Regions from separate parts of the Mus musculus genome. Here region 2 is linked to region 1. Evidence: chromatin loops called from intact Hi-C (ENCODE). Cell type or tissue: heart. All regions are shown on one strand. Links, peaks and the distances in the headings refer to the core of each region. The heading gives the core; the rest is flanking DNA. Region 1 holds the start of Ube2b (ubiquitin-conjugating enzyme E2B). Region 2 holds the start of Sar1b (secretion associated Ras related GTPase 1B).

Region 1 (15,274 bases), core at 3,716-11,715:
CTCTGAATTCAGGACTCAGGGATGCCTGGCAGTGGAGTGCCTCCCTAGAACATACCAAGCTCTGGATTTATTCCCTAGTAATAGGGAGAAAAGAAATGGAAAATTTTACAACACCCTTATGAATGCAGACAAGAAAGCAAGGAAACAGTTACCCACTTGGTAGCAGTGCCCAGGGAGCACCTCTATTAGGCCGCCCAAACATCAACCATTTTGTAACACAGACCACTTAGACCTACAGCTGTATAGGTAACCCATGTCACACGGAAAACTGGTGAAAGGTGACCAAGGTGATGTGCAAAAAAAAAGATCCCCATGAGCTCTAAGTTTTCATTTGCTTGCTTAGTATGCCAAGAGCTTATTAAGAGTAGAGCCTGTCTTCAAATACTGTTAGAGTCTCTGACCAAAGGGCACCCTTTTAATATGTAGATAATAAGAATTACTTACCATCTTCAAAGGGTGTCCCTTCTGGTCTGAAAACAAAAAGATCTCTGATTAAAATTAGTTTTTTACTCTTCTTTCTCTGTCTTCAGGGAGGGAAGGATAACTTGGGAACTAGGAGGACGGCGCTCACCCTGCTCCTGAGAGCTGCATAAACTTTACCTGTCAGACTGCCACAGCCGTGGCTTGAACTCAGGCAGCACAAAGGACTTTCAATGCTCAAGTTCTTTTTGAAAGGAAATTTGTCTATGATTTTGTTGCAAAAGAATACTGTACAGCTGAGTGTGGCAGCGCACACCCAAATAAAGGCACATGCCTTATTCCCAGCACTGGAAGGAAAAGGCAGGTAGATATCTTGAGTTTGAGGCTAGCCTGGGCTACAGTGTGAGTTCCAGGACAGCCAGTGGCTACACAGAGAAACCCTGTTTTCAAAACCAAAACCAACCAACAAACAAAAACCCAAGAGTCTACAAGTGAACCTGGTACCACACACTTGTATTCCCAGAGACTCAGGAGGCAGAAGCAGAGGATGTCAGAGTTTGAGGACTGCCTAAGATACACAGCCTGACTAACTTGGCAAGGCCATCTCAAACTAAGATTTTAAAAAGGATGGTATAACACATACACAGGGGGAAAAAAAAGCGGGGGATGCGAGTCTCCCAGCCCGGGCTTGCCCAACCATGCAGCAATTGTCCTGCCTCAGACTTCTGAGTGCTAGGATTTATTAAGGATAAGTCAGTATACCTATTTTGATTTTCTTGAGATAAGGTCTTACTAAATAAATAGCCCAGGTTGGCTTCTACATTGTGATCCTTCTGCCTCAGCCTTCCAGGGGCTATGATTATAGATGACTGACCAGGACTTCAGGAATGTTAAGGCAAGCACTCCACCACTGAGCTAGCTACATTCTTAGTACCCCACTAGTTATCTACTAGTTAAGTGTAGATCCCCCACTAGTTATATCCTAGTTAAGTGTAGATCCTTGTAAGACAGCTTACTGATGAAGAATATTTGAAAAAACCTCTTACAGGAATTTGATTTCCAGTACCCATGTCAGGGAGCTTACAACTTCAGGACATCAGACATTGGCCTCTGGCTTCCAATGGGCACCTGCTCTCTTATACACGTATCCTTCAAACCCTAGTTTTTAATCAATTACCTGGGTTGACTGTAAAATCATACCATACCATAACTAGCTGTAGTGGTAAATTCCCATAATCCCATATATAGACAAACACACATAATCAAAAATTTTTTACATTTTAAATCAAAAAGGATGTGCAGGGCTAGCAAGACAGTTTAGCAAGTAGAACTACTCGCCATACTATCTCTTGAACACATGATGGAGGGAGAGAAATGACTACACAATTGTCATCTTACCTCTACACCAAGTGTTATGGGTTATAGATACCTACTCACAGTCAGTCAGCCAGCATGCAGGCGTGCACACTTGCGCACAAATGATAAACAAGAAATTAAAAAGGTATTATATGGTAGCCTATGCCTGTGTTCCCAGCACTGAGGATGTTGAAGGAAGAAGATCCCAAGTCTGAGAAATGCATGGAGATCTTTTTGTTGTTGTTTTTTTGTGAGACAGGACCTCAGTAGGCAGCCTGGACCCTAGCCTCTAAGTGCTAGATCAAAAGGCTGAACCCCACCCTTGTCAAGAGTCTATCTCAATAGAATCTCAAAGGTGCTAGGAGTGCAGCCCAGTGATGGATGGAGCATTTGCCTACAGGGTGTTTCAATCTCAGTATTACCCAAAGTCATCCAGTGGCTTCTCGGTAGGCTGTGCATATGTCATTTTTAGCTAAAATTCTTGTCACAGCAAAGTTTTCGGTCCTTTTGGTTCCAAGTGTCCTTACAGCTCCAACAGTAGGGGCATAAACACTTGAACGGCACATTTTGTATGAGGTGATTTACCTGATCTCCTTCATTAGCCCATTTAATTTCCAGCATTTACTTATTAGTGTGGGGATCAAGCCCTGGGCCATATGCATAGCAGGCAAGCAGTCTACCACTCAGCTTCACTCAAAGCCTTCACACCCTAGGATCAGTCACCTCGAGTAACCATAAAACCATACCATAGCCAGGTACAGTGTCATACGCCCACAATCCCAGCTACTCCAGAGGGCCTAAAGCAAGAGGATCACTTCAGCCCAGTTCAAAATCACCCTGAGCAACACTGCAACACACCTTGGCTCAAGGGAAAGAAGCCAAATTAAATATAACAGCAAGCCGACCAATTTTATATAAATGCCCCAGACTCAATAAAATGTTTCAAGAGCTGGATATACAGCTTAGGGATGGGAGCACAATTAGCACAGGAGGCCCAGGGTTCTCAAAAGATGTGTCCCCGCCCCACACAAGTGAGTTTCAGAATCGGCCTCAGCCTCTCTCCCCAGTGCTTATTTACTTACCTTTTCTGAGCAATCCCTAGCTCAACTCACCCAAATATAACTGCATTCCACTGCATGATGTTGTTTTCAGATGGGGCGCCACTGACCCCCACAGGTGGGTCCTCTTGCAATCTAGAAGTCCAGAGTAGTCATTTTCAGAGTTGAACATATAGGCCAGTGAGGTCAGACTCTCCTGAAGCTACTCTGACAGACTAGCTAGACTGACTTGTTATAGTTGGAGCTGAAATGAGTTACGATCTAAATGAATCAACCAGGTTAATATTCGTATTAATACTACCAGATCTGTAAATTCTTCAAACAGCAAGATTTAAGATATGGTCTCTTGAGGAACTCGTTTTCAGAGTACCCTCTTAACCCACTCAAAGTTTACAATTTTAGCAATGAAAAATACTTTTAGATAACCTGCAACTACCAGGTGGTAGTGGTTGTCCACACCTTTGGACCCAACACTTGGGACATAGGTGAGTGAGTTGGAGGCCAGCCTGGTCTACAGAGTGAGTTCCAAAACAGCCAGGGCTACACACACAAAAAACAAACAAACAAACAAAAAAACCCTGTCTCAAAAAACAAAAACCAAACACAACAAAAACTTACAATTTTCGTACCTTAATCATGGAAGGATCTCCAGTCCTAACTACAGACACTACACAACACAAAAATGTAGGAAATCTCTATACACTAAATGACTTAAAAAAACAAAAAACCTCAATTTAACTAGAAAGCAAGTCTTACTTCATGGCCTGTGCTTCAAACAGTGCCTTTCTAAAGTAGTCAGAAGCTCCAGCTAGCTTTTCCAGCAGGCTCTATTTTAAAAACTCTGCTCTCAGGCCAAATATACCTCAGGCCTCCATACAATGCTTTCAACAGACATCATCAGCAATTTCATGTAACCTCAAGATCCTTGGAAAACCACCAAAGGCACCTTGTACTCAACTGGGAGTCAAGTACAGAAATTGCAAAAATGAACAAGAGATAAATAATAATAGATAATGTATTATCCATAATGGAAAGTTTTATTTGTGTATCAGTTACAGAGCTAATCAAATATAGTGACTTCAAGCATTGGGTGACTTTTGCACCAAAAAGGACATCTCTTTGTCTGGCAGATCATTAATAAAAAAAAAAAAAAAAAAAAAACAGCCTGGCAGTAGTGGCGCACGCCTTTAATCCCAGCATTTAGGGGACAGAGGCAAGGGGATTTCTGAGTTCGAGCCAGCCTGGTCTACAGAGTGAGTTTCAGGACAGCCAGGGCTACACAGAGAAAGAAACCCTGTCTTGAAAAACAAAAAACAAACAAAAAAAAAGCAAGCAAACAAACAACAACAAAAACCTGTCCATCTCACAAAGTATGTTGTGATTTTTAAGTGGACACTTGGCAAACTGGTCAACCTCAAGCAGATTAGGTCACTAACAGGACTGAGAGGGACGAATTTACTGCTTCATTCCTCAATTGTGTGGCTAAAATCAGCAACGAATTAAATGATGAAGTTGTCCAGGTCCCAAGACAATAGCTTCCAAATGCCTCATAAAGGGCTTTTTTTTCTCTCTCTCTCATAAAGGGCTTTATAATGGGAAAGTTGAGCAGTTGCTTCCTGAGAGGCAAATCTAAGTTTTTATATTACAGATTTGTCTCAATCACAGCGGGTCTGCCCAGAAAGAAAACTAGTATCTAGTCTACTGTTTCTGCACTTGTACGTTTCCAAGGAGAGGTAAACAACTGGGAGAGGTCATCTTCTTCCTTCAAGCCCCACATTTCCTATAAACCCCTATTTTCCAAAAGGAGGCCCAGGTGGAGTATCAGATTAGCTCCAGTCTGACGGAAGGCATTTTTCCAGGCTGGGGAGGCTATAGATAGGCTTTTATTCCGCGGCCAGATCTTAGTTCCAGAAGGCACTGGCAGGCCAAGTGGCTAGCTCCAGGCCCAGGTTTCCCGAGCCAGTTCTCAAGGTCCTTCCAGGTGGGCGGGGGCAGATCGGGTTTCGGGGGATGGGCTAACCACCTCCGGACCTCGCGCAGCAGACCCCACCCTCACCACTGCAGAAAGGGAGAGATTTGGGGCAGTATTCACCCCAACCTCTCACTACCAACAGGAGATCACGGGGCCCTGTAACAAAGCTGGACTGGTCCGCCAGGCGAGGCCGGAGCCTCAGGAGCAGCTCACTCGCACCACCTGGGGAGGGGACACTGCAGGGTGCAGAGGCGGGAGGTGAAGCGTCTGCATCTGCCCTAGGTGGGCCTCTGGGACACCTAGGCCCAGCGATGGCCACCTTCCTACTTTTGGGGGGGAAGGGCAGGAGGCTGTAGTACCGACCATCTTTACTCCAGACAGAGGGAGGTATGAAGCGAGGGAGTAAGAGCCACCGGGAAGCCGGGACTGCCGTGGGTCCCGCAGGCCCACTGCCCGCCTCCTCAGGGTCACCAGGAGGAAGATATCCGGAATCCCCGCCCTACAGTCCATGGCTTCGGGAAGAGGCCGTCATATTGGGCTAAGACGAGGGCCCTTACCGCTTGAAATCCCGCATGAGCCTCCTACGGGCCGGGGTCGACATGCTCCGCAGCTGCCCCGCGGTCAGTCTGAAAGAAAAGAGTCCCGTTCAGCCCCCCCACCCCCCGGCGCAGCGGCCGAATCACTGTGGGTCGCCGCCGCCACCGAGACTGCACAAACAACCCTGCAATGACGTCTCCCTCCGCCGCCTCCAGATCCCTCCGCCCTCCGCCAGTACCACCGCGGGAGGGGGGAGAGGGGGCGGGGCGAGCGGGCGCGCGCGCCGCACCGGAGGGGCAGAAGGCGGCCTTCCGGGCTTGTTGCTTGCGGGCAACTACGGAGGATCCGCTCCGTGCTCACGCTGAACACGGCCCGGCCCAACGCCCTCGGAGCCCACACGCTACCTCGCCTCGCTCCCCCCGTCGCTAGTTTCAAGTTCGGCCGGACGGGGAGAGAGTGGTGCATCCGGAGCCTGAGATTTCGGAGGAGAGGAGGTGGGGGGGGGGGTGACGTCAAGTCACGTGACCGCCAGCGCCGCTGTCAACAATCCACCCCTGAGGGGGAGGGAGCGAAGTATCTAGAACCACGTGTGCCTGTGACGCCATCAGAGCAGGTCACGTGATGGCCTAGCCTGGCTCTGGTTTCAGGTCTAACAAAGCAGGTCCTTGAGTATAAGGAGTTGACACCTCTAGTCATACATTATTCTTTTGGTCCCAAAGTACTGGGGCTTTGCAAAAGGAGACATTGTGGAAGGAGCCGCTTGCATTCTGAGTCTTTTAAAACGGAACAACAAAAAAAAAATCTGGACTTAATTCTGTGTTTCAAGTGGCTTAGCAACTCTGGTACGTGGGACAGGTACTGAAAGTGTGGCAAAGCCTTGTAATGAACGGCTTTGAATGCTAGGTCGGTGCAAATGAGATGGGATTAAGGGCATTTGCATCAATAGCCTGTTCCTGCTAATGGAATTTCCATACTTAGAATTTATACAGAAATGAGAGTGGAATAGATTGCCCAAACCTTAAAGACTCCATCTATGGAGTCTTTGAATTGGAATCTGTGAATTTGCCTGCGGTGGGGCACAATTGTGTTTTTCAAGAAGTGAGTGGGTGTGATTTTAGAGCATATCAATGCTGCTGGTTGTCAAAGAAACCTACAAAAATGATTCAGATCAGGGGAGAGATCCTGCAGACATGGGTGGGAGTTAGAGCTCGACTCTGAGGTAACTCATTACAAGCTTTATACAATAGCAAAGAGGGACCAAATGGACCGGAAGTGCGGTGTGGGGGGTTGATTCATAGCCGATTCCCGAAGCATTGACCACCACAGCCCCCAGCTGGCTCCTGGAATTTCCGTGCTCAGCTTCTAGCCCTGTATTGGGGATTTGTTAGTTCTAGGGACCGGAACAGTGTAGTAGATGCGGAATTCTTTAACTCAAGAAGGGGGAAGCGCATGAGACTCCACTGCTCACTCTTTCACATGGTTCCATGAAACCAGGAAGGGTTAACCTTTTTCACTGTCCTTATCCCTTCTTCCTTCAAACAATTCTCTTGATTTAAAATGACCTTGAGAACCCAGCGTCTTGGTGCATCCTGCCAATCCCACCATTCGGAGAGTGGAAAGGATCAGGAGTATAAGGCTAGCCTCAGTGAAGCAGGATGGTAGCCACCCTAGGCAGCCTGAGCGTCTCATCCCTCCCCGCCAAAAAGTAACCTTGAGGATTGTCAGGTATGTCTTACTCTTGATAGCCGCTGCTGTGTCCTCACAATGTGACTAAGCTAAAAGTTAAATATTCTTACCTTTACGTTTCTTCTCTTTGAGTTATTCCGTAGAACCCCAGGGCCTTAGGTAGCCCTGTAAAATGTTATTGAAAAGGATGCAGCGCACAAGCACAACTCCAGCACTGGGTAGACAGGGGACTAGAGGTCTGCAAATTCCACCGCACCTAGAGTTGGGAGAGACCTTGTCTTGGGGGAAAACAGGCTTTTTAAATCCCCTGGGCCGGTAACAAGTGCCTGGGCTTTTTTAAATTTCCGTCCAGCCATACCAATGTTAATCTTCCTCATGATCAAGAAATACATAGAGTGAAATGGCAGACGCTTTTTAAAAATCTCATTCTGTTGCTTATCTAGCAATTTATTACTTTAAAAAATGGACGGGATAGTTTTTAATATCCAAAATGAAATGTTTTGATAAATTGAATGCTTCCCAAAAATATAGAGAGCAGAATGTTAACAAAATTCACACAATTTCATGGCCAGGTGGCTTGCTGGAAACCTACAACCGCAGTCTTAGAACTATAATTTCACTTATTAAAACAGGGTAACTTGCTATGTAGACCAGGCTGGCCCCAATCTCACATAGTTCTGACTTCCTCTCTCCTGAGTGCTGGGGTTAGGAGTTAGTTTGTGATGACAGGGGCTCACTAATTCATGCTTTGCTCCTTGCAAATATTTAGTTCATAACAAATCTTAAGTAAACATATAGCAGGTCTCACAACATTCTTATTTATAGGAAAAAGAAAAATCCAAGCCAAGTGCCCAGCCCTCCTAACTCTCAAGCTCCAAAGCCAGGCTCTAGCAGTTAGTAGCAAAATTGCAAAAATGGAAATGCGTCTAAACTGTTTCTCTGTGTAGCCCTGGCCGTCCTGGAACTCGCCTGCCTCTGCCTCCCAAGTGCTGGGATTAAAGGCGTGAGCTACCACGCCCGGCTGTTTTTTGTTTGTTTGTTGTTTTTTAAGATTTTTTTTTTTTTTTTTTTTTTTTACAAATACACTGTAGCTGTCTTCAGACACACCAGAAGAGGGCATCAGATCCCATTACAGATGCTTGTGAGTAACCATGTGGTTGCTGGGAACTGAATTCAGGACCTCTGGAGTAGTAGTCAGTAATCCTAACCGCTGAGCCATCTCTCCAGCCCTAAACTGTTTTTTGTTTTTGTTTTTAAAAAAGCAAACTAGTTTCTTTTTTACACTACTCAGCACACTCGTTGTGCACATTCATTTGTGTGTATAGGTCACAAGACAACTTGGAGGAGTTGGTTCATTTTCCACCACGTAGGTCCAAGAAATTGAACTCTACACTTTGGGCTTCGTAGCCTTTTCCTACTGAGCCATCTCGATGACCTACTTTTGCTATTACAGTTAAATCAAGATCTGTAAAAATGGAGCCCTTTTAAAAGCTCTGCGGGCTATTTAAAAGTACATCCCTAGGCGTCCTTGTACTTACTCAGCCTGTGGCAGAGTCCGGTGAATTATTTTGTTTTCCTAAAAAGTTTTGCGTTTCACACGTCATGAGAAAACTTTAAAAGTACTGCTAGGGCTGGATATGATGGCACTCAGCACAGCACTCTAAGCAGGCAGATAATCTTGGGAGTTTGAGGCCAGCCTGGAAGTATACATTGTGAGTCCCAGGCTACCCGGAGCTATATAGTAGCCCTTGTCTCAAAACAAAAAGGGATCACTAGTAGGTAGAAAGCAGTAGTAATTGGGAAACTGAAAATGTGTACAGAAATGGTGTTAGAAATAAGTCAGAGGAGTAGTGAACGCTGAGTATGTGGCTTACTACCGAGCTAAGCCCTCTATCCAAAAACGATCTTGTCCCCGGTTTAAGGATTATGTCGACTTTGAGGTCGAAATCGGTTGCATGGAATAGTAACGAAGCACTGGCAAACTGTAGCCCCATAAGTGTTCCGTAGATCCAATTATCTCCGTCAACCTCCTAGAACCGGGCACAAGTAAGGGACCAGTAACCACCCAGGTGACAAAACGCTCTCTTGCCGGGCGAAAGCCTCCAGGCGTTCATTCTGCTATAAAATGCCCCGCTCTCCCTCATCCCCACCCCCCACCCCCACCCCCACCTGCAAGCACGCGGGCCTCCTACGTCCCTCCCCCTTCCCCTTGGGTCTATCTTCCGCTTCGTGTCACTTTCCCTTCCGGGTCAGGACCTCAGCAATTTCCAGTCTTGCGTACTGTGCTCGGAACGCGGCAGTGCCCCGCCCTCACCCCGTTGCCAGGGCGTCCGGCTGCCCCGAGCCGGCAAGGTCGGCCAGGAGAGGAGGTGTGGTGTCCCGGGCCGGCTGGGACTTGCACGCAGCCGGGCCGGCGGGACTACAGGATGGGCTGAGGCGGCGGTGGTTCTCAGGACGAGGTCGACAGCGCGGCGAGACGGGCCACTCGGGTTGGGGCTGCACAGACTGCGTGTTTGAGGAGAGGGCAGGACGTATGGGTGACTAGTGCTGAGGTGGGAGTCCCCACGCTTGGTGGACCGTGGCTCCTAACAAGGGACCCGCAGTGTTGTTAGCGGGACTTTTTAGTTTGGCTTCCATTGTTCCTGAAAGGGGACCTCAAATTGTAAATCCCGTATTCTAAAAGGATGCCTGAGTTAAACGCATATCAGACCTCTTTTATTTCTCAATCCCGGTCTACACAAAATGCTAGATTAATGAAGGACATCCTGCGTTCTGGTGAAAGTTGGAGCTTCTTAGACAATTTAAGAGTTCCCTCGAGCAGGCTCTGCTGTAGCCGGCACTCCTAGTTTTTGTTCTTATATCCGAAAGTAGGGGATTATCTCTAAGCATTATAGAGCTTGTATAATTGAAAGTGTGAACGTTTAACGTTTTCTTTCTTTATTTCTGTGAAGTAGAAGCCAGGCTTGAAAATGGAGATGTATGAAACCCTTGGAAAAGTGGGAGAGGGAAGTTATGGAACGGTCATGAAATGCAAACATAAGGACACTGGGCGAATAGTGGCCATTAAGATTTTCTATGAGAAACCAGAAAAATCTGTCAACAAAATTGCAACGAGAGAAATAAAGTTTCTAAAGGTTTGCTTCTTTTGCCTTTTATTATATATATTTTTTCTTGTTTTCCCATTGGGACCTATCTTGCTATGCAGCCCAGGCTGTCTTGAAATGCTTTATTTTTTTCCAGGGCTAAGATTTACAGGCCTACATTGAAACACCCATCTTCTTTTTCCTTGATTATTTAAGTCAAAAGAGAAATTGTTATGGGATAAAAATAAAATATATGAAAGAATGTTTCCATTAACAGATAAACTAAGACCTGTCATAGAGAAACCCTCATTGTCTACAATCTGTACTTTTTTATTGATATAAGATTGTGTGCTTGTGTATAACAATTATGCTAGTATTGTAAAATCATTCAAAACTATTCAAGTATAATACTTAGTAAGGATGTCTGCTTTGTACAAGGGATTGTGGAAAACGATGAGAGTAGGAAGAAGGAAAAAAAATTTTTTTTGCCAGGTATTGGGGTGCAAACCTTTAATTCCAGTACTGGAGAGTCAGAGACAGGTAGATCTCTGAGATTAAGGCCAGCTTGGTCTGCAGAGTGAGTTCTAGGACAGCCAAGGCTGTTAAACAAAGAAAACCTGTCTTGAAGAAAAAAAAAATGTTCCTTAGTGGCATAACTATGCAGGAGGGTATAGTAAAATAACCCTGAATAAGAGTGGTTCACGCTGAGCCAGAGAGATGGCTCTGTGGTTAAAAGCACTTCCTAGACTAGAGTCATTTCCTAGCACCCCACATCAGCAGGTTCACAACTGCCTGTAACTCCAGCTCCCAGGGATCCTGTACCTACTTCTGGTTTCCAGAGACACCTGCAGGCATGTGCATACAATCACATACCCACACAGGCTTTTTTGTTCATTTGTTGTTTATTTAATGGTTAATATTAAATCCCACCAATTCCCGTTTGATGGGGAAGGATTTTGTTTGTTTGGTTGGTTTGTTTTGTTTTGTTTTAAACAGAAAATAGGGTATGTACTTGTCCTTGAATGATGTACAGCAGTGGGATAGGATGGAGATACTTCCAGGTTAGGGGAACAGCAGTAAGGTCAGAAAGACTAAAACAGGACAGCAAGAATGGGAAGAAGAAGAGCAGATACTTGCTCTATGAGTTTCCTGTATAGAATTAGAAAGAAGTGTGATTAAAGTGTAGTAAATTGGAAACAGAAAGTGTTTTAGTCTAAGAAGTCAAAACTTGGTTTGGGGGCTTGCTAGTATCATGAGGCCGTTAAAGAGTCAGAGATGCCCTGAAGTCCAGAGAACACTGCAGTTGATGTGAGTTGGAAGAGAGGTTGAGAACTAGCTCAGTTGTGGAAATGTTGACTTGGAGGTGACAGGGATCTGTAACTGAAGGCTATTAAGCTTTTACAAGCAGCAACAGTATCGTATCGGGGAGCTCCAGGCACTGCAGGGGTGCTGGGTCTACCAGACCAAAGAGCTGAGGCAGTCAAAAGAACATGCACGTTCCTAGGAGAGTCCAGAGCTAGAGACTGAAACAAACCAAACAAAACCCGACTCTTTTCTATTTGCTTCTACACTCTCTCCTATGTTATCTGCAGTCTATCATTTTAACTTTGTATCTGTTTACACTGCTGAATTCTAAAAAATGGCCTCATGATACTAGCAGCATTCCTGAGTTAGGTTCTTACCAGACCCCCTTAGTTTTCAACCTAATACATTCTACAGACCACTGCTAATAAAATATAATTTTCTAGTCCCTGGAATGTAGGGACATTAGTTTCTTACCTTGAGACTGAAGTCTAGGTGTTTTATATGTGATGAAGATCATAGCTATTCCTGCCATCTTCATCTGGTACAAAAGAAGCATTTTCCTTTTTAATCTCTATTAGATAATATAAGTCAATTTGCTTCTAACTAGAACACTATACTAGCACCTGTAGACAGTCAGAACTGCTCTATTCTAGACTGTATGAAGGAAAGATTAAAAGCTAATAAAGGTAATTTTGTACTATGAGAGACATCAGTCCCTGCCTTATGAAATGAATCAGCACTGTCGGGTCATTTGTGCTCCTTAAGTGAGAAATAGAATTAGGAGATAATTAGTAGCCTAGAGGAGTCCATAGCTAGAGACTGGAACTAAGGGGAAGAAGCCTCCAAATACAAATTTTCTAGTCACTGGAATCTAGGGGCATTAAGGTTTCTTGCCTTGAGACCAGAGTCTAGGTAAACTGGGTATCCTGCCTCCACCTCTCTAGCAGTGAGATTACGTGCAGCACCATGCCTGCTATGTCTTAATTTTTAAAATACATTTATTGTGTGTGTTCATACACATCAACAGCACACAGGTAGAGGACAAAGGGTAGCTTGCTAAAATTGGAAGGCTCTCACGGACTGAACTCAGGGTGACGGGCTTGACAGCAAGTGCCTGTACCCCTTGAGCCACCCAGTTTTATGTGGTGCTAGGGATCGAACCCCATGCTTTGTGCATGCTAGATAGCACTCTACCAGCTGAGTAACAGTTCCAGCCCCTGCATAATAATGTTTATAAAAGTAACCATGAGGGGCTGGTGAGATGGCTCAGCGGGTAAAAGCACTGACTGCTCTTCCGAAGGTCCTGAGTTCAAATTCCAGCAACCACATGGTGGCTCACAACCACCCGGAATGAGTTCTGATGCCCTCTTCTGGTGCATCTCAAGACAGCTACAGTGCAACTAGTTATAATAATAAATAAATCTTTAAAAAAAAGAAAAAAGTAACCGAGAGTGACAGGAACCCTGAGATAAGCCTGAAAACATTTTATTGTTATAAATGCACACAAATAACTTGAGACAGGGTCTCACTATGTATCCCTGGATGTTTTGGAATTTGCTATGTAGACTAGGCTGCCCTCAAATGCACATATTTGCCATGTCTGACATATGCAAATTATTTTAAGACACTTTATTTCCTTTGTTGTTGTTTGTTTTATAAGAGAGAGTCTCACTATGTAGCCCTAGCTGCCTTGGAACTTCTTTTGTAGAACAGACTACTAATTTACAGAGAGAAATCTACCTGCCTCTGCCTCTTGAGTGCTGGGATTAAAGCCATGTGACACCATTAGCAAGACAATTTAAACTCCTCTGACTGACTGGCCTGGCTCAGCTGCTTCCCGTCTCTCCCTACCTTTCTTCCTTTAAAAGAGTTTTAAACTTAAAATAATTTCACTTTATGTGTGTGGGTGCTTTGCCTGCATGTATGTCTTTGTACCATGTTCATGAGTGCCCACGGAGGACAGAAGAGGACAGAAGATGTCTCATTCCCTGGAACTAGAGCTGCAGATGGCTGTGAGCCTGGTTTAGACCAGAGCCCTAGGGACTAGAGCATTGACTTAGAGTTAAGAGCATTTGTTGCTCTTTCACAACACACAGTGAGTTTAAGGCTAGTCTGCACCTGGATTTGATTCCTAGAACCCATAGATAGGGTGAAATCTGATTTTCTCTTCCGACTTCCCTGGGCATCAGACATGAACCTGGTGTATGGACATCCATGCAAGTAAAATAGTGGATTTCACACACAGAATAGCCAATAAATGTAAAAAAGCCAGAGTCCTCTGGAAGAGCAGCCAGTGCTCTTAGCTGCTGCTTCGTCTCTCCAGGCCCCTTCCTTTTCTTTACACAAAGTGTTACTGCATAGTCTAGACTAGCCTTAAACTCACTGTGTAGCCCAGGCTAGATCAAACTCTTCCTCATTCTGCCTCAGCTTCTGGAGTTCTGGGGTTCAGGCATGTGCCGCCACCACTACTATTCAATTTAACATAGTCTAGTGAGAGGTTTCTTACACTTGTTAATATTCTTAACCTAAAATGATTGTCCAAAGAACTCAATTTTAACTAAATTTTAGAATCTCATTAAACAACCAATAGAGCAGTGAGAATATTTATGGAAATGTTGTCTAGTAATAGCAAAAAAGATAATGAAGTACACTGTTTTAAAGATTTATCTAGTACATTTAAAATGAACGTTTCTGCTGTTTCTCTGTGTATCCCTGACTGTCCTGGAAACTCATTTTGTTGACCAGGCTTGCCTCAAACTCAGAGCTCCGCCTCACAATCTCTGGACTGGAGTGTTACCACCCCTGGCTCTCTACTGCCTCAGCTGTTTTGTCTTTAAAGACCAAGGGCTGGAGATATGGCTTGGGCGTTGTTTGTTTGTTTGTGTTTGTGTTTTTGTTTTGAGACAGGGTTTCTCTGTATAGCCCTGGCTGTCCTGGAACTCACTCTGTAGACCAGGCTGGCTCGAACTCAGATATCCGCCTGCCTCTGCCTCCCAAGTGCTGGAATTAAAGGCGTGCGCCACCACCGCCTTTATGCCTGGCTATGGCTTGCATGTTAGGAACACGTGTTCTTGCAGGAGACCTGGATGCTATTCCCAGCACCCAAATGGTAGCTCACAACCATTTGTAACTCCAGTTCCAAGGCTGGGCACCAGGAATGCACATGTGCACAGACATACATGCAGAGCAGACAGGAAGCCAGGAGACAATACTGAATTCCCCAGAGGCACCTAGTATGAGTGCTGGAAACTGATTTCAGGTCCCCTACAAGGGCAGCAAGTGTTCTTTATCACTGAACCATATCTCCAGCCCAGATTTTTTTGTTTTTAAAATTAATTTTTGATTGTATGAAATGAGGGTCTCGCTGTGTTGCCCAGGCTGGCGTCAGATTCATTTTCCTGTTTTAGCTTCCCAAGTAGCTGAAACAAAGGGTGTTTTTTGTTTAGTAGATTGTAGAATAGATAATGAATAAAAATACCATAAATACTTGTATATTTATGTCATTTCTATGTCATTTCACATATTTGCAGATATTTGAAACATTTTGATACTCTATTATCAAGTAGATTCATAAATGATGCCTAGAACTTATGGTTTATCCTCAGGATTTAAGACCAAAATTAGAGAATAAGTTGTGTAAAACTAAAGCACATCTTAACAATATTGAAGTCCATGCTTGGAGAGATGGTTCAGTGCTTAGAGCCCTTGTTCTTGCAGAAGTTCCAGGTTTGTTTCCCAGCACCCACATGGTGGTTCACAACCATCCTTAAATCCAGTTCCAGGAGAACTAGCATCACCCTCTTCTGATCTCTGGAGATGTCAGGCATATACATGGTATGCGTATACACCTGCAAACC
Region 2 (15,274 bases), core at 2,749-10,748, 240 kb before region 1:
TCATGGGCGGGACATGGCGGCAATCAGGAGGTCGAGGCAGAAGTGTTCTAAGTTCGAAGGCGGCCTAGTCAGGTCAGCCAGGGCTGGAGTGAAGATGCTGGGTCAAGGTTAAAATGTCTGATGACGTTAAGGAGGAAGCTCTTCTTTTCAACTGGAGGATTAAGATTAATTTTGACGTTAGCCTGTTGGTAGCATAGTCACTCCGAAGTACATCCACCACACATGGATCGGGAATCCATCCCTCTCCTATCCCAGTGTTGACAATGGAGTCCAATGTCCTAGGGAAGCCCTTAGTTTACACTGAGCTAGGCAACTTCTATAATAACAAGTATTTAGTTAATACTGAGGCTCCAAGCCGGGCGTGGTGGCGCACGCCTTTAGTCCCAGCTCTCAGGAGGCAGAGGCAGGCGAATTTTTGAGTTCGAGGCCAGCCTGGTCCACAGAGTGAGTTCCAGGACAATCAGGGCTAATCAGAGAAACCCTGTCCCGAAAAAAAAAAAAATACTGAGGCCCCGGACTAAATAACATTTAAAATGGTAATTGTAATGGTATCGTACTCCTATAGTTCTGGATACAGAAAAGTGAGGCAGGAAGATCTTGAATTCAAGACCAGCCTGGGCAATTTACCAGGACTCAGTTTCTTTAAAAGGGGTTAGATATGTAGGTCACTCATAAAGAGTTTCCCTAACCTTGTAGGAAGAAGCCCTGAGTTCAAAAGAATTAAAGGCAGTTTACATTATGAGAGTTTACATTAAGTCGAATAATTCAAATGTCCTTTCTGGGCAAGTAGCTTGTGGGTTGCTTTTATTTTTACCCCCAAACAGACTTTCTGACTTGTAAGACCAAAGAGAAGTAGAAACTGGTTGGTTATGCAACATACTTAGTGATATCAGTGTGATCTTTAGCTACTTTGGTTTTACCTGCTCCAAGCAGATGACAAAGTCCTTCACAGATGTGTGCTGCTGATTGAAACGTATTATGCCATGAGTTTCACAACCTCGGGCGAAAGTACATCTTACCAAACTCATTTACTATCTAATGCTGGCTACGAAGTATTACAGAAAAAGAGCACAATCTAAAACTACTGTCAGACCCAAGAAGCAAGCAGTAACCACATATACAAATTTACCCTAACCTTGATTTCATTAATAGTTACCTCAAAACCATACTAAAATATATTTGCTCTGAGTGGAATTAAACAATTAAAAAAAAAGATTGTTTTATTGTTTTAAAGTTTGTTTTCTGTATGTATGGGTACCTACATAGAAGTATTTACACGCTGGTCGATGGTGGCACACACCTTTAATCCCGGCATTTGAGAGGCAGAGACAGGTGGATTTCTGAGTTCGAGGCCAGCCTGGTCTACAGAGTGAGTTCCAGAACAGCCAGGGCTACACAGAGAAACCCTGTCTTGAAAAACCAAAAAAAAAAAGAAAGAAAAGAAAAGAAAAAAAAAGTATTTTACACCATGTGTATGCAGTGCCCACACAGAGGTCAGAAGGGGGCACTGCATCCCCCAGCACTGGAGTTGACAGTTGTGACCGCCATGATGTGAGTGATAGCAAAGGAACCCTAGTCCTCTGGGAGCACAGCCGGTGCTCTTCACTACCAGCCGTCTCTCCACGCCCCCACTCCTTATTACAAGATCCAGGTAGGCTTCTTTAGGATGAAGATGAAACTCTTTGGTTTGTTTTGCTTTGTGTTTTAGAGACAGTTTCTCATCTTGGTACTGCCTTGTAGACCAGGTTGGCCTCGAACTCATAGAGATCTACCTGCCTCTGCCTCCTGAGTGCTAGGATTAAAGGCACGCGCCACTACTCCTGGCTGAAGATGACTTTTAATCAAACTTTCACTTAAGAACATCTATGATGGGCTGGCGAGGTGGCTCAGCGGGTAAGAGCACTGACTGCTCTTCCGAAGGTCCTGAGTTCAAATCCCAGCAACCACATCGTGGCTCACAACCATCTGTAATGAGATCTGACGCCCTCTTCTGGAGTGTCTGAAGACAGCTACAGTGTACTTATATATAATAATAAATAAATCTTAAAAAAAAAAGAACATCTATGATAAAAATCCCAAACCACATACCTAAAAGCAGTAAAACAAAGCAATAACAACAAAAACCAGGGGGCTGGAGACATGGCTCAGTGATTATGAGCACTGACTGCTCTTCCAGAGGTCCTGAATTCAGTTCCCAGCAACCACATGGTGGCTCACAACCATCTTTAATGGGATCCAATGCCCTCTTCTGGTGTGTCTGAGGCAGCTACAGTGTACTCATATAAAATAAATCTTTCAAAACAAAACAACCCCCCCCAAAAAAACAACAAAAATCTAAGCCTCACTTTAAAGAGAAAATAGAGCTCAGAAACTGCCGAAGTTTTGTGAGGTCAGAAAAAAAAAAAATTGGTCTCTCTTCAAAGAGGTAAATGCTTAAGGCATAATTTCCAACTTCCCGTGGTTTAATCTCTTTATATTCAACCCCTTTGGAATTATCTTGGTTTGTTAACCTTGGCACAGTGGTTTGATTTGGTTAAATCAATCTTTCTTTGAACTTTGTCCCATTTAAGCAATATCTTTGTGCTCAGATTTTTAAAAGTAAATAACCTGATTGGTTAAATCAGTTAAATAGCTATAAATAGTTGACTAATAAGTAAACTATTTTGTTCCACTCCTAAATTTCTTTGTTGCTATTATTAACACCCAAACTATGGTTATGTTTCTGAATGTTTTACCTTCCAATTTGTCAACTTTAAGATCTTAAGGAGAGGCCAGGTAGTGCATACCTGTAACCCAGCACTTGGGAGTGAGAGGCAGGTAGATCCCTATGAGTTTGAGGCCAGCCTGGTCTACATATCTGGAACAGCTAGGGCTATGTAGAGAGCCTCTCTCTCCAACAACAACAAAAATTCATTCTGCTTGTGGTTCAAACAGAACAATTCAGTTATAGATATTTGAACAACAGTTTCATTCTCTGAAACTTCCTTGCTCCGATTTAGGAACAGTTCCTTTGCCCTCATTTGCCTGTGTTAGGACACCTGCTTGTATGTGACATTAGCTGTTGTGAAACACAACATAGGTTCGGCCATCGCACAGCAGGCCGGGGCGCTTCATTGCTCATGAGGGCTCCTTTATGGCACCCCTGTTCTCCTTACCCAGTGTGTTGAGCTTGCAGCACCCTGCACAAGAACTACTGGAATGTTTCTTCTGGATTCTTTCTCCCTAGTCCACCCTGTAAGTCCCCAGGTACAGACACTTCAGTACAGGTACTTCTGGCTCTCCAAAATGTATTGCCGTTCCTCCTGCCTGCTCAGTCAACTTAAAATTCCTCTCATCTCCTACTGAATAAAATCAGAAGCCCTGCCCACACTCTCAAAGCCCCTCATGACCCAGCTTTGCTGCCTCTGCCTACACAGACAGCTAAGGCAGTGGTTCTCAGCCTTCTTCCTAATGCTGAAACCCTTCAACACAGTTCTTCATGTTGTGATCACCCCAACCACAAACTCATGTTCGCTGCTACTTCATAACTATAATTTTGCTACTGTTATGAGTCATAATGTAAATGTCTATGTTTTCTGATGGTCTTAGGTGACCCCTGTGAAGGAGGTTGTTAGACAACCTCCAGGTTGAGAACCACCAAGATAAGATGACTCACTGGAAAAAATTCTAGTTGCTGGGAGAATAACTGATGGAGGGGTATAGCAATGGTTTCTAGAATTTTGGTTCCTTTAAAAACCACAGAAATATACTTTTGTTTTAATCCCAGGTGTGGGGGGTATGGGGCTGCTTTGCAGCAGCTGACTGACTGATTTGCCTCATGCTCGAGCAGGGGCGTGATTTTCCCTCCTGCAGATAGTTTCTGGGATTGGGTGCCATTTGGAATTCTAGGAACTTTTTAAAGACTATATAAGTGCTAGAGCCCTGATAGGTATAGTTAGTGGTTGTTCATGGGGGTTATTTGCAGTTTGTTAGTAGTGCTCAAAGAAGAAACAAAAAGAAATTAGATTCACAGGTCTCTCTCCCCCCATCCTTGTTTCTCTCCTATCTAGTGGTAGGGAGTGAAATGGGAGGTGGGCAGAGAACAGGTGGGGAAAAGAACTCACAAAGTAGCAAAGAGCAGCTGCTGAGGGGAATGCAAAGATTACAGGATCTAAAGTACATTGTGTAGAACAGAGATGTGTATTTGGGTTTTTTTTTTGTTTGGTTGGTTTTGGTTTTGGTTTTTCGAGACAGGGTTTCTCTGTGTACCCCTGGCTGTCCTGGAACTCACTTTGTAGACCAGGCTGGCCTCGAACTCAGAAATCTGCCTGCCTCTGCCTCCCAAGTGCTGGGATTAAAGGTGTACGCCACCACGCCTGGCGAGATGTGTATTTGTTAATCCCTGTTAAAACTTCAGACTTTGCTAGCTCTTTAACCTTACAAGACATATTTCCTCATTCTCTTGACTCCCTGTTTCTCTCTCCCCATTGACCCAACCCAGGCCCTGGCCACCCCTCACCTGTCTCACTGGGTCTGCCTCGTGCCAAACTACTCTCAGCTTTCAGTCTGACTCAATATATCCTGTGTGCTGTGCCATGTGAAACCGCCCCAAACAGTTCTATGTTTTTCTTGTTTTAGTCAAAACCTCTAAAAGGTTTCTGGTTTTTTGAGACAGGGTCTCTCTAATCCTGGCTGTTTTGGAACTCACTCTGTAGACGAGGCTTGCCTTGAATTCAGAGATCCACATGCCTCTGACTCCCAAGTGCTGGAACTAAAGGCTTGCACCATTATGCCTGGCTAAAACTTCTAAGACTGAGATTTAAGTTCTCCGTTGTCTTGGGGTAGTGGGTTGTTGTTTTGTTTTTTGGCTTTGGGTTTTGTTTTGTTGTTATTGTTGTTTGTTTGTTTGTTTGGCTTGGTTTGGTTTTTTCAAGACAGGGTTTTTCTGTGTAGCCATGGCTGTCCTGGAACTCACTCTGTAAAACAGGCTGACCTCAAATTCAGAAAGCTGCCTGCCCCTGCCTCCCAAGTGCTGAAATTGTCGGCACTGCCCAATACCTCAGGCTAGTGTGTAGCAGTAATGCTTCCCAATGCTGTCCCCATATTTACTGCTTTCTGTATGTTATTCTGTTATTCTGTCTGGTTTTACACAGGGTCTCATGTGGTCCTTGTGGGCTTCAGACTTGCTATGTATTCAAGTGAGGCCATCTTGGAACTCCTGACCTCCCCATGTCTGTCTCCCAGCTGGAATTACAGGGGTGCACCACCAGGTTTGCACTGGTTATTGTTTCTTCATAACACTGATTGATTCTGAATATTAGTCCCAAATGTGCAGATGCAGGAACTGAAAGCTGAAGTGACTAGTAACTCATGGGGACAGACCAAGTGTTGTGGCGGCTTCTTCTTCTTCTTCTTCTTCTTCTTCTTCTTCTTCTTCTTCTTCTTCTTCTTCTTCTTCTTCTTCTTCCTCCTCCTCCTCCTCCTCCTCCTCCTCCCCTTCTTCTTCTTCTTCTTCTTCTTCTTCTTCTTCTTCTTCTTCTTCTTCTTCTTCTTCTTCTTCTTCTTCTTCTTCTTCTTCTTCTTTTTATGACAGGGTTTCTCTGTATAGCCCTGGCTGTCCTGGAACTTACTCTGTAATCCAGGCTGGCCTCAAACTCAGAAATCCACCTGCCCTTGCCTCCCAAGTGCTGGGATTAAAGACATTTGCAACCACTGCCTGACTTAAGTGTTGTATTTTACAACTCTGCCCATGAAATAAAAACTGGTAATATGGTACGATTGAGATTCTTCAAAAAAATGATCTGAGTTTTTATTTTTCTGTTCTTCCATACTTTAAATAATAAACATGTCACCCTTTGTTCAGTGTGGTGTACTTGTGGAAGTCAGATGACAACTTTCCCAGGAGTTGATTCTGTTTATTCAGTTTGTGGGTTCCAGGGATTAAACTCCTAGTTGTCACTTGATGGCAGATGTAGAGTGGCTATGTAGAGAGACCCTTTCTCAAACAAGACAAACAGGACCCACTTTTGTGTGTGTGTTACAGGGGACTGAACTCAGAGTATTTTATAATCTAAGGCAGGCATTCTACCATTGAGCTCTATTTCCAGCCATCTCCCTATAAAAGGTGTATTTAGGTGGAAATTAAGAAAGACATTTTAATATAGGCTTGAGCACGAGGGTTAAGAGCAAGGGATGTTCAGAGGACAAATGAGACACGTCCAAGAGCAGGGTGTGGGCTTTCCAAAGAATTGCAGGAAGTAAAACATATCCTAGCATAAACTCAAGGGTCACTCAAAAGATGTAGTTTTAGGAAAGAGATGCCAAGTTGGACCTGGTGCTACAAGGTTGCAATCCCAGTTTCTCAGAAGCAAAGGCAGGAAGATGATACATTCACGACTTGCCTGAGCAACTTTGTGAGATCCTGTTTCAACATTAAAATAACTAAAGGGTGGCAAATGCGTTTTGGTGGTGGACTGCAACCCCCTATTACTGAGAGGGGGGAAAAGAAAGAAACAGCCTGGTGGTGGTGGTGACCCATACCTTTAAGAGGCAGGTGATCTCTTAAGTTTGAGGCAGCCCGGTCTACAAAGTGAGTTCAAGGACAGCCAGGACTACACAAAGAAACGAAAAACCAACCAACAAACAAACAAACAACCCCCCCCCCCCAAAAAAAAAATCTCACATGCCTCTTGGGGTTGGAGTGAAGTGGTCCGGAGCACAGGGATTGGTGGCGAGACCGCAAGGAGGCGGAACTGAGGGCGAGCGGGGCCTGGGACCTGCGGACTGTCACTAGCGAGGCACCCGCCGACCCGGAAGGAGCTGAGAAGAGCTGGGGCCCTGGCAGCCATAGCGCTTTGCACAGCCGGCTTGGAGCGTGTAGGACGGGCACGGAGCAGGGTTGCGTTCTCTGAAGTCGCAGGTGAGTGGCAGTGCCCTCGTCGGGCAAGAGAGCGGGCGACAGCTGTGGCCCTTCGGAAGGCCACTCTTTATGCTGCCCACTCACCCAGAGCTCTTGTCTCGGGTCCTTCGCGAACAGGGAGCCTGTTGTTTTGGGTTTTGTTTTTGTTTTGTTTTTTTCACGCAGGGTGAGGGACAACACCGATCCCTACCTGCGGAAACCGCTCTAGTGGCTCTAGGGGTAAAACAGTGGTTGCCACAGGGCAAGTATTTCAGGAAAGAGTGAGAGTACCGCACGCGAGACTCTTTTCCTTCCCCTGGCCCTCAGTTTCCCCATTTGGTAGGATGAGCGAATTAGGGGTCATAGACAGCTGGAGAGGCTAGGACGGCTCTGTGTTGTCCCAGTAAGTGTGGCGGTCACTGGGCCTCCTCATTCTCCGTACTTACCGTATAGCTCAAGCCGGGTTGAATGAAGGGGAAAGATACTAATGGGGGGAAAAGTCAAGATTTTACGATAAGATAAAATTTATTTTGAAAGGTTCAAGTGTAGTCTTGTTAACTGAAGGAAAAAAATTTATTAGGAGTTTAACGTATTGGGATGAAGTAAATTGAACTTACTGTCACGTATTTGAACATTCTTAAATCAAGCTCTGTGTGGGTGTCATCTTACCTTGAATGTCTGTGTCCTTTGTTTAAATATTGGTCAGAGTAGTTACAGTGAAAAAGAAGGTGCCACCTGTACAGCACCGCAGTCTGCTAAGGAAGACACCCCTGTCAATTATTTTACAGGTGACCAATAAGGGTGATTTTACAGTTTGCCAATGATGAGTGTCATCAGTCAAACAGGGCAATGCATGCCTACCATTGCACCTTTTGGTACATTTGGGTTTGTGACCACAATATTTTGACCTTTAAAAAATTTTTGTTTGAACATAGGCAGGCACTCTGACCCTACAATTCCACCTACTCAAGAGGGCAGGGGCATCATTTGAGCCAAGTCTGCCTTCGAAGATCTTATCTCAAGAAAACAAAATTGGTCTCAGAGTTAAGCTGCTCCCAGGCATTTCTGAGTTTACAGAAAAGGAAAGTGTCCTTGTTGTCAGGATGTTAGAGAAGCGATTCTGTAGTTGTGAAGTTTTGCAGTTTGAATACGGTGAACTCTAGATTTCCTCTGCCTTGTGCTATTGGAGTAGAAATGTAAGCAGGACTTGACACAAAGGAGCAGTCTATCAGATGTGGAAATCACTGCCACCTCATTCGAAACTTACAAACTAGAGTGCTATAGCAGTGATTCACCTCATCCCCACCCCTCTCTCACGGACAAAGTTGGCTGAAACTCACTGAAATTACTTTTTTTGCAAAACATGATAAAGTTTCTCCATTGTATGTACTTTTTACAAAAAATTTGGTTATTGTTTTATTAATGTTGGTAATGTTTTATTACATATGTATTATGAGTGTGTCTGAGTTAAAGATCATATCAGGGAATTCATGCCAAGGTGTGGGTTTCTGAAATTAAACTCAGGTCATCGGGCTTGGTGATAGCACCTTGACCTAATAAGCCATCTGGATAGCCTTCTATTGGTGTTTTGAGGATGGAATTTATTATCAGATATACCAGTCTGAGTTGTCTTAGTCCACTAGAGGCAAGTCCAAATTCACTGCCAGTCTCACAACATTCTTTTAGTTGTTAAGACTAGGTCTTGCTTTGTAGTCCAGGCTGGCCTCTTTGAGATTCTCCCCCATCAGCCTCTCAAGTGTTCTCTCTCCCTCTTTCCCTCTCTTTCCCTTCCTCCTTTTTTCTACTATCCTTTTGACAGAAGGTTTTTTCTTCTTCTCCTGTTATACACTCTTAAAGCTGTATTTCTTGTGGTCTTAACCTTCTTTCAAATGGCTGCCACTTTTCTCCAGAGGAAACAAGTACCCACTTTTTAAAAATTAAATGAATTAAAAAGTTTAATTCAGGGCTGTAGACATGGCTCAGCTGCCCTTCCTGAGGTTCTGAGTTCAATTCTCAGCAACCACATGGTGGCTCACAAACCATCAGTAATGAGATCCGGTGCCCTTTTCTGGCGTGTCTGAAGACACTGACAGTGTGCTCAAATATATAAAATAAATAAATCTTTTAAAAAGTTTAATTCATACAATTGCTTTGTATTGGGGATTGAGCTGGAGTCAGTTATTGTCCCGTAAGCTGTTTTAGGTAAGATGTGTGAAGCAGAGCACTTCTGAGATTTAGTGTGCAGAACACCGAGGTGCAAGGCAGATGGGGTTGTGCATCCCTTTAGTGCAGCCCTCAGGCAGGGGTGGCTGGGGCTCACGGAAAGTCCCAGGCCAGCTACATAGTGGCACCCTGTCAACAAACAAACAACAATAACAGAACTTGGTCAAGCATAGTTTTACCTGGTAGCACAGGCTGGCCTTGAACTTTGGATCTCATGTCTACCTCCCAAGTGAGTAGATTACAGGCCTGTGTGCTATCCCATGCCTGGCTTATGTGCTGTCAAACTGCAAGCTAAGCAAGCACTCTACTAACTGAGCTATGTCTCCAGCCTGTCCTTTGTATTTCTAGTGGTAAATTAGATTACAGATAGCATGCTATCTCTTTGTCTTGTATGTGGGGGAGGGATTGTGTATGCCATGTTGAGCATGTAGAGATCAGAGTACAACCTGGGGAAGTTAGCATACAAAATAATGAGTTTTATTGTGACTTTTTAAAAGCTCTATGTTATGGGTATTTTGCCTGCATCTATTTATGTGTATGGGTCTTTTGCCTACATATATGCATTTGTACTGCATGCATGCCTGATGCCTGTGGACCAGAAGTAGCCATCAGATCCCCTGGAATTAGAGTTACAGATGTTGTGAGCCACCATGTAGGTGCTGGGAACTGAGCCTGGGTCAGCAAGAACAAGAGGTCTTAACGTCTGAACTGCCTCCCCAGCCCCTGTGTTAACATTTTCATCTTCGTGTATCTTGCTTATATTTGCTGTGCTGTTTTTGGTCGTCATTGTTGTCTGTTGGAGACAGAATCTCATTAGTCCAAGCTGGCCTTAATTCACTATGATCTGTCATGTCACAAATGCTGGACTTATAAGCACACCATACTCCAAGAATAGTGGTATACACATTTAATTCCAGCACTGGGAAGGCAGAAGCAGGCAGATCTCTGAGTTCAAAGCCAGCCTGATCTACACAGTGAATTCCAGCCCAACTAGGGCTACTCAGTAAGATCCTGACTCAATAAAAATAAAAAAAGAATCATAATGTAGTCCATTGCTGGTCTCAAACCAGGAATCCTTCAGCCTTAGCCTAGAGCTATGATCAGGTGAGTGTCACACTTTTTGGTTTGTAGTGAAATTTCTGTGCCTGTGTTTGCAGGATACTTTCCTAATACTTGCTATGGTGGCACTCAGTGACAATATATTCCTATGCAACATGGAAACAGGGCTGGCAAGGTGCTTCCTCTGGTCAAAGTGCTTGCTGCACAAGTCTGGCAGCCTGAGTTCAAGCCCCAGTGCCTACAAAGCTGTCCTCTGACCTCCACACAGGTGCCATGACACATGAGCCCCTAACACACACACACACACACACACACACACACACACACACACGTCAGTAGATTTTAAAATGAGAATGCTATTGATTAATTTCATATTAAAAGTTATTAAGTTGGGCATGGTGACATGCTTATAACTCTAGCACTTGGGAAATGAAGTCTGAGCTACATGGTAACTTGTCTTTTAAAAATAAAAACCTCAAGAATAAGGATTCTGTTTCCTCATAAATTATTTGTAAACATAAAATGTCCATTTAAGGTTTTTATTTGCTTTTATGTCGAATGATAGCTTTATTGAACTAGACTTGACATACCGTAATATTCTCCATTTTATAGTATGCAGAGTGTTCCCAGTATAGTCACAATGTTACACAACCTTCACCACTATTCTAGAACATTTTTTCTCACCTCTGAAAGCAACCCTGTTCCCATTAGCAGTTGCCCAGACTCCTCTCCCCCTTCTGACAGCACTAATCTGCTTGCTCTCAAGCAGATTTGCCTGCGTGGACATTTCACGTGGAGAGTTATCCATACAAGTTCAACGAGTCAGAGTTTTAAGCAGTGATTTGTAACCTGAGTTCTGTTCACTGCGCTGATTTTCATGTTACATGAGTAGATTGCAAAGTCTTTTCCTGTTTGGTGTTCGTGCAATAAATAAATCTGCTGATGTGGGATGTTTCCTTGTCAGTGACCTTTGCTCTTCACATCCCTGTGATGTGTTCCTGGGTTGTGTAACCTGTTCCCAGGGCTCAGGTGTCTGTTTGTAGCTAAGTGGCTTTATTCTTAGTTGGATGTTTTTATTTTTGCTTCGACTTGAACAAAACAGAAACAAAGAGATATTTTTATTTTAGTAATTCCTAGCTTGTTTTGAGGGTTTAGTAAATTATAATTTTATAGAACTATGACTATCTTCTCCAGTAGAGTTTCTCTGTGTAGGTAGGTAATTTCTGAGTTAGATTTTATAATCATAGACTGGCAGCACCCTCGTGCAGGAAAATCCTTTTCCTGTTCTACTCGCCAGCACTTTTTGTAGCTCCCCTGACACACCATCATCCCAGTGAAGACTTTGCCTCTTGACTCAGTGCTGCTTTGTGTAGCAATGCCCTCTGCTCTTTTAGATGAGTCTAAGACCTGTCACTGTGTACGCGGCACCTCCTACCCTGGCTTCCTGCACCTTTCACCCCAATGTCCCTTTATCTTTCCATGCCTGACCTTAGAGCTGCCACCACCCAGACCAGAACTTCTTTGAACCCTGCTCTTCCTATTCTGATGCACCCTGGCCTGCTTCACCTCTCCCTGTTTACTACAGCCACACTTGTCTTCTGGTTTCCAGACCCTCCCTCTACTCTGTTGGCGCTGTTCTGTGGAAGCTTGCCTTTGGTCAGCTCTGTTCTTACACCGATCCTTTGTCTGCTCAGCCTGCACTGGGTCAGCTCACCAGGGCCTCTCACTGTGCCCTCCAGTGCTCTTCTCGAGCTCTCTATGCTCCTCTCAGCTTCAGGGTCACACTCAGAGCCCTCTCCCCTTGGCCCTTTTTTCTCTGTCCTGGAAGTCTGAATTTTCTAAAGCCCAACATCACAGAAGGTGGGGTTGTAATGTGGGGGTGTTGAGGAGAAACACATCAGTGATGGCCGCTGCTGAAAATGTTTCTTAGATCTCTAACTTTTTTTTTTTCTGTTAAACTCAGTGCTGGCCTGGTGGTGGTATCAAATACCTTTAATCCCAGCATGAGGAAGCAAGAGGCAGGTAGATTTCTGAATTCGAGGCCAGCCTGGTCTACAGAGTGAGTTCAAGGACAGCCAGGGCTACACAGAGAAACCCGGTCTTGAAAACTAAAAATAATGAATAAATAAACTCAGTGCTATGGCTCAAATCCTGTTCCTTTCATGTTCTTGGGTAAGCATGCTACCCACGAGGTACATCCCCAGCCTTTTGAACAGTCATTTAACTTGATCCACCATTACAGTACTTGTCCTATATATTTCAAAATTTCCTCACTCCCACTATTTTTGAGACAGGTTTCAATATATGTGTAGCCCAAGCTGGCCTTAAAGTCAGTCTTTAAACTTAGCTTTCTAAACTCTGGGATTTTAGGTGTGTGCCAACAGGCTCTATGCCTCTCCATCTTTGGAAGTCAGATTCTCTGGGCCTCCCTCCTCTGACCCATACAGGAAGGGGTGCTCTCAGTGTAAACTCCTAATCAGATTAGTGTTCCCCTCTTTCTCTCTATTATGTAGCTCTCTGTCTTGGACCTCACTCTGTAGACCAGGCTGGCCTTCATCTCCCAGAGATCCACCTGCCTCTGCCTCCCTAGGCTGAGATTAGAGGTGTGCACCCCATGCCCAGCTCTTCCGGAAGGTTTTCCCTTTCATTTTATCATTATACCCATCCCTCACTTTTCCTGAAGAAGAAATTCTTATTTTTCTCACTCCATTTCAAATGTATTTATATATTTAGACTTCTGCTATCTAGCTCAGGCTGGCCTAGGACCTTCACCTTAGACTCCTCAGTGCTGGGACTTATAAAAGTATTCTACCACATCCATTTCAAATGTGTTTTTGTTTTTGTTTTTGTTTTTGTTTTTGTTTTTAAATCTATTTGGGGACTGGAGAGATGGCTCAGCAGTTAAGAGCACTGGCTGCTCTTCCAGAGGTCCTGAGTTCAAATCCCAGCAACCACATGGTGGCTCATAACCATCTGTAATGGGATCCAATGCCCTCTTCTGCTGTGTCTGAAGACACCTATAGGGCTGGTGAGATGTCTCAGTGGTTAAAAATACTGACTGCTCTTCCAAAGGTCCTGAGTTCAATTCCCAGCAACCACTTGGTGACTCACAACCATCTGTAATGGGATCTGATGCCCTCTTCTGGTGTGTTTGAAGACAACAACAATGTACTCACATACATAAAATAAATAAATGAATCTTAAAAAAAAAGATATCTATAGTGTACTCATACATAAAATAAATCTTTGAAAAATATCTATTTTACTTTTAAACCTTTAAATTTATTTTATGTATACAAGTGTTTTGCCTGTATTTATGTTACATGTACCATGTGCCTGTAGTTTTAAGAAGAGGGGATCAGATCCCCTGGGATTGCAGTTGCAGATGATTGTGAGCCACTATGTGGGTACTGGGAATCAAATCTGGGTCCTCTGCAAGAGCACAGCTACTTTAACTACTGAGCCAACTCCAGCCTAGGGTTCAAACTTTTGGAAAGAGGAAGAGGATCTCACTGTCCCTCTATCTTTTAGCCTCTGTTCTTCATTCATGGCTCAATAATAGTAGCATCCAGTTTAACATTGTACATTTTATATGGTGTATACAGATAGGCATGGTTTACATGAAGGTCAGAGAATGGCAAGTCAGGTCTCACCTTCCACTTCATTGAAGCAGGGTCTCTCTTGTTTCTGCTGCTGTACTGTGTACTCCACTCCAGGATACCTGCCCTCTCCCCCCAAACTTCTAGGAAATTTCCTGTCTCTGTCTCCCATCTCACTATAGGAGTAATGTGATTACTGATGTGTGCCACCATTTGGCTTTCGGTGGGTGTTGGGGAGCACACTTGGATATGAGGCTTTTGTGGCCAGCTCTTTTACCTGTTGAGCCTTCTCCCTGGTGAGTTTTGTGTTTGTGTGTGCACATTTTAGCTCACCTTGTCTTTACCACGTGCTCGCAGGTATTTCAGAAAAAACTTGTAAGTCATTCAAAGTCAGACTTTAAATCGGAGCTAGTATCAACTCTGCTTTACCTCCGACAGCACAGCTCCATTGGAGGCCTCTCAGGCAGTCAGTAATTGCTTCTGTGGAGCTAAAGCTGGCATGGCTCCGCTGCAGCTGCATTGATGTCACTAACATCTTTCCTTTTTGACTACTCACTCCTCTGGTTCTTCTGGCCTTCCTGCATTCCATGGTCCACCCCTGGTTTCCCTAAAAGATCGTGCCAAGTATGACTTATTCATAGCACGGTGGTGGGTATCAGAGGCAGGAGGATTTTAAGCAGATATTAGGGGGACATTCTGATGACAAAGTGTGGGTCACCAGTACTTTGACCCAGGGAAAACTACAAGAAGGGAAGTAATATGTGTTAATTTTGGAAAGGTAGCCAAGAGATAAGTAGAGAAAGTTCTGGAATACTAGGCCAGGAATTTGGTTCAATTATTTCTCAGCTCAAAACTTGTGGAAGGTCTTCATCCATCATACAGGGTGTATAGAGTCAATGGACAGTTTGCCACATCAGTTGTTATACTGAAGTAACAGGTAGAAGCTGAGACTGTCCCCAGCAAATAGCTGTTGTTAGGGTGTGCAGCAAGTCACTGCCAAGATAGCAGTTTGGCAGAGCTTCTCTGGAGGCAGCATATGGGAGTGGGGACAGATTTTAAAATGATACTTTGTAGTTTAGGATGTGGCTTTTTATTTGGGGGACTGCAGGCATCTATCATTCTGCTGAGCAACACAAATTTCTTAACCAGGAGGCTTCTCTGGGGGCAGACAGACTGCACTGCAAGCCCTGGACAGGACTGTGGCTTAACTCAATGTGAGCTGTGATTTAAACAAACACACAAACAATAAAAATCACTGCTGTGGCTCAGTGATGGAGTGCTTGTCTAGCACTGTTTAGCACTGCAGGCTAAAGGGTAATGATTTAAACAGGTTACTTATTTAGTTTTATTCTGGGAGTTATACGTAGGACCCTCCTAAATGCCTTCTAAGCTCTTTACCACTAGGCTATATCCAGAACCCCCCTTTTGCTGGTTTTGGGACTAGTCCCACTAAATTTCCTAAGCTTCCCTTAAACTGTGTACTCAGCAGTTCAGACAAACCTTGAATTTAAGATTC

What was found. Peaks named below come from ENCODE experiments on the same cell type or tissue, not always from the same donor. Only the 100,000 strongest peaks of a DNase experiment are listed, where the experiment ranks them.
Region 2: a loop joins it to region 1, with 2.8 times the contacts of the local background. A loop is called at or near these places in 3 of 42 quality-filtered maps.

Annotation. Positions count from the first base shown.
Region 1 is chr11:51,994,930-52,010,203 of GRCm38, forward strand. It overlaps Ube2b (ubiquitin-conjugating enzyme E2B), which reads right to left and starts at 5,562. Exons shown (of 6, transcript NM_009458.5): 1 at 5,364-5,562; 2 at 2,889-2,969; 3 at 445-470. The coding sequence starts at 5,407. Cdkl3 (cyclin-dependent kinase-like 3) reads left to right here and starts at 9,292. Exons shown (of 14, transcript NM_001166654.1): 1 at 9,292-9,581; 2 at 9,984-10,163. The coding sequence starts at 9,999. In heart, for the core only: a CTCF peak has its summit at 8,151 (motif pointing right); DNase peaks (open chromatin) are centred at 4,872, 5,582, 5,912 and 9,272; H3K4me3 peaks cover 4,881 bases; H3K27ac peaks cover 4,920 bases.
Region 2 is chr11:51,756,894-51,772,167 of GRCm38, forward strand. Sar1b (secretion associated Ras related GTPase 1B) reads left to right here and starts at 6,770. Exons shown (of 7, transcript NM_025535.2): 1 at 6,770-6,898. It also overlaps a transcript of Sec24a not described here. In heart, for the core only: a CTCF peak has its summit at 6,728; a DNase peak (open chromatin) is centred at 6,778; H3K4me3 peaks cover 2,064 bases; H3K27ac peaks cover 1,206 bases; H3K27me3 peaks cover 315 bases.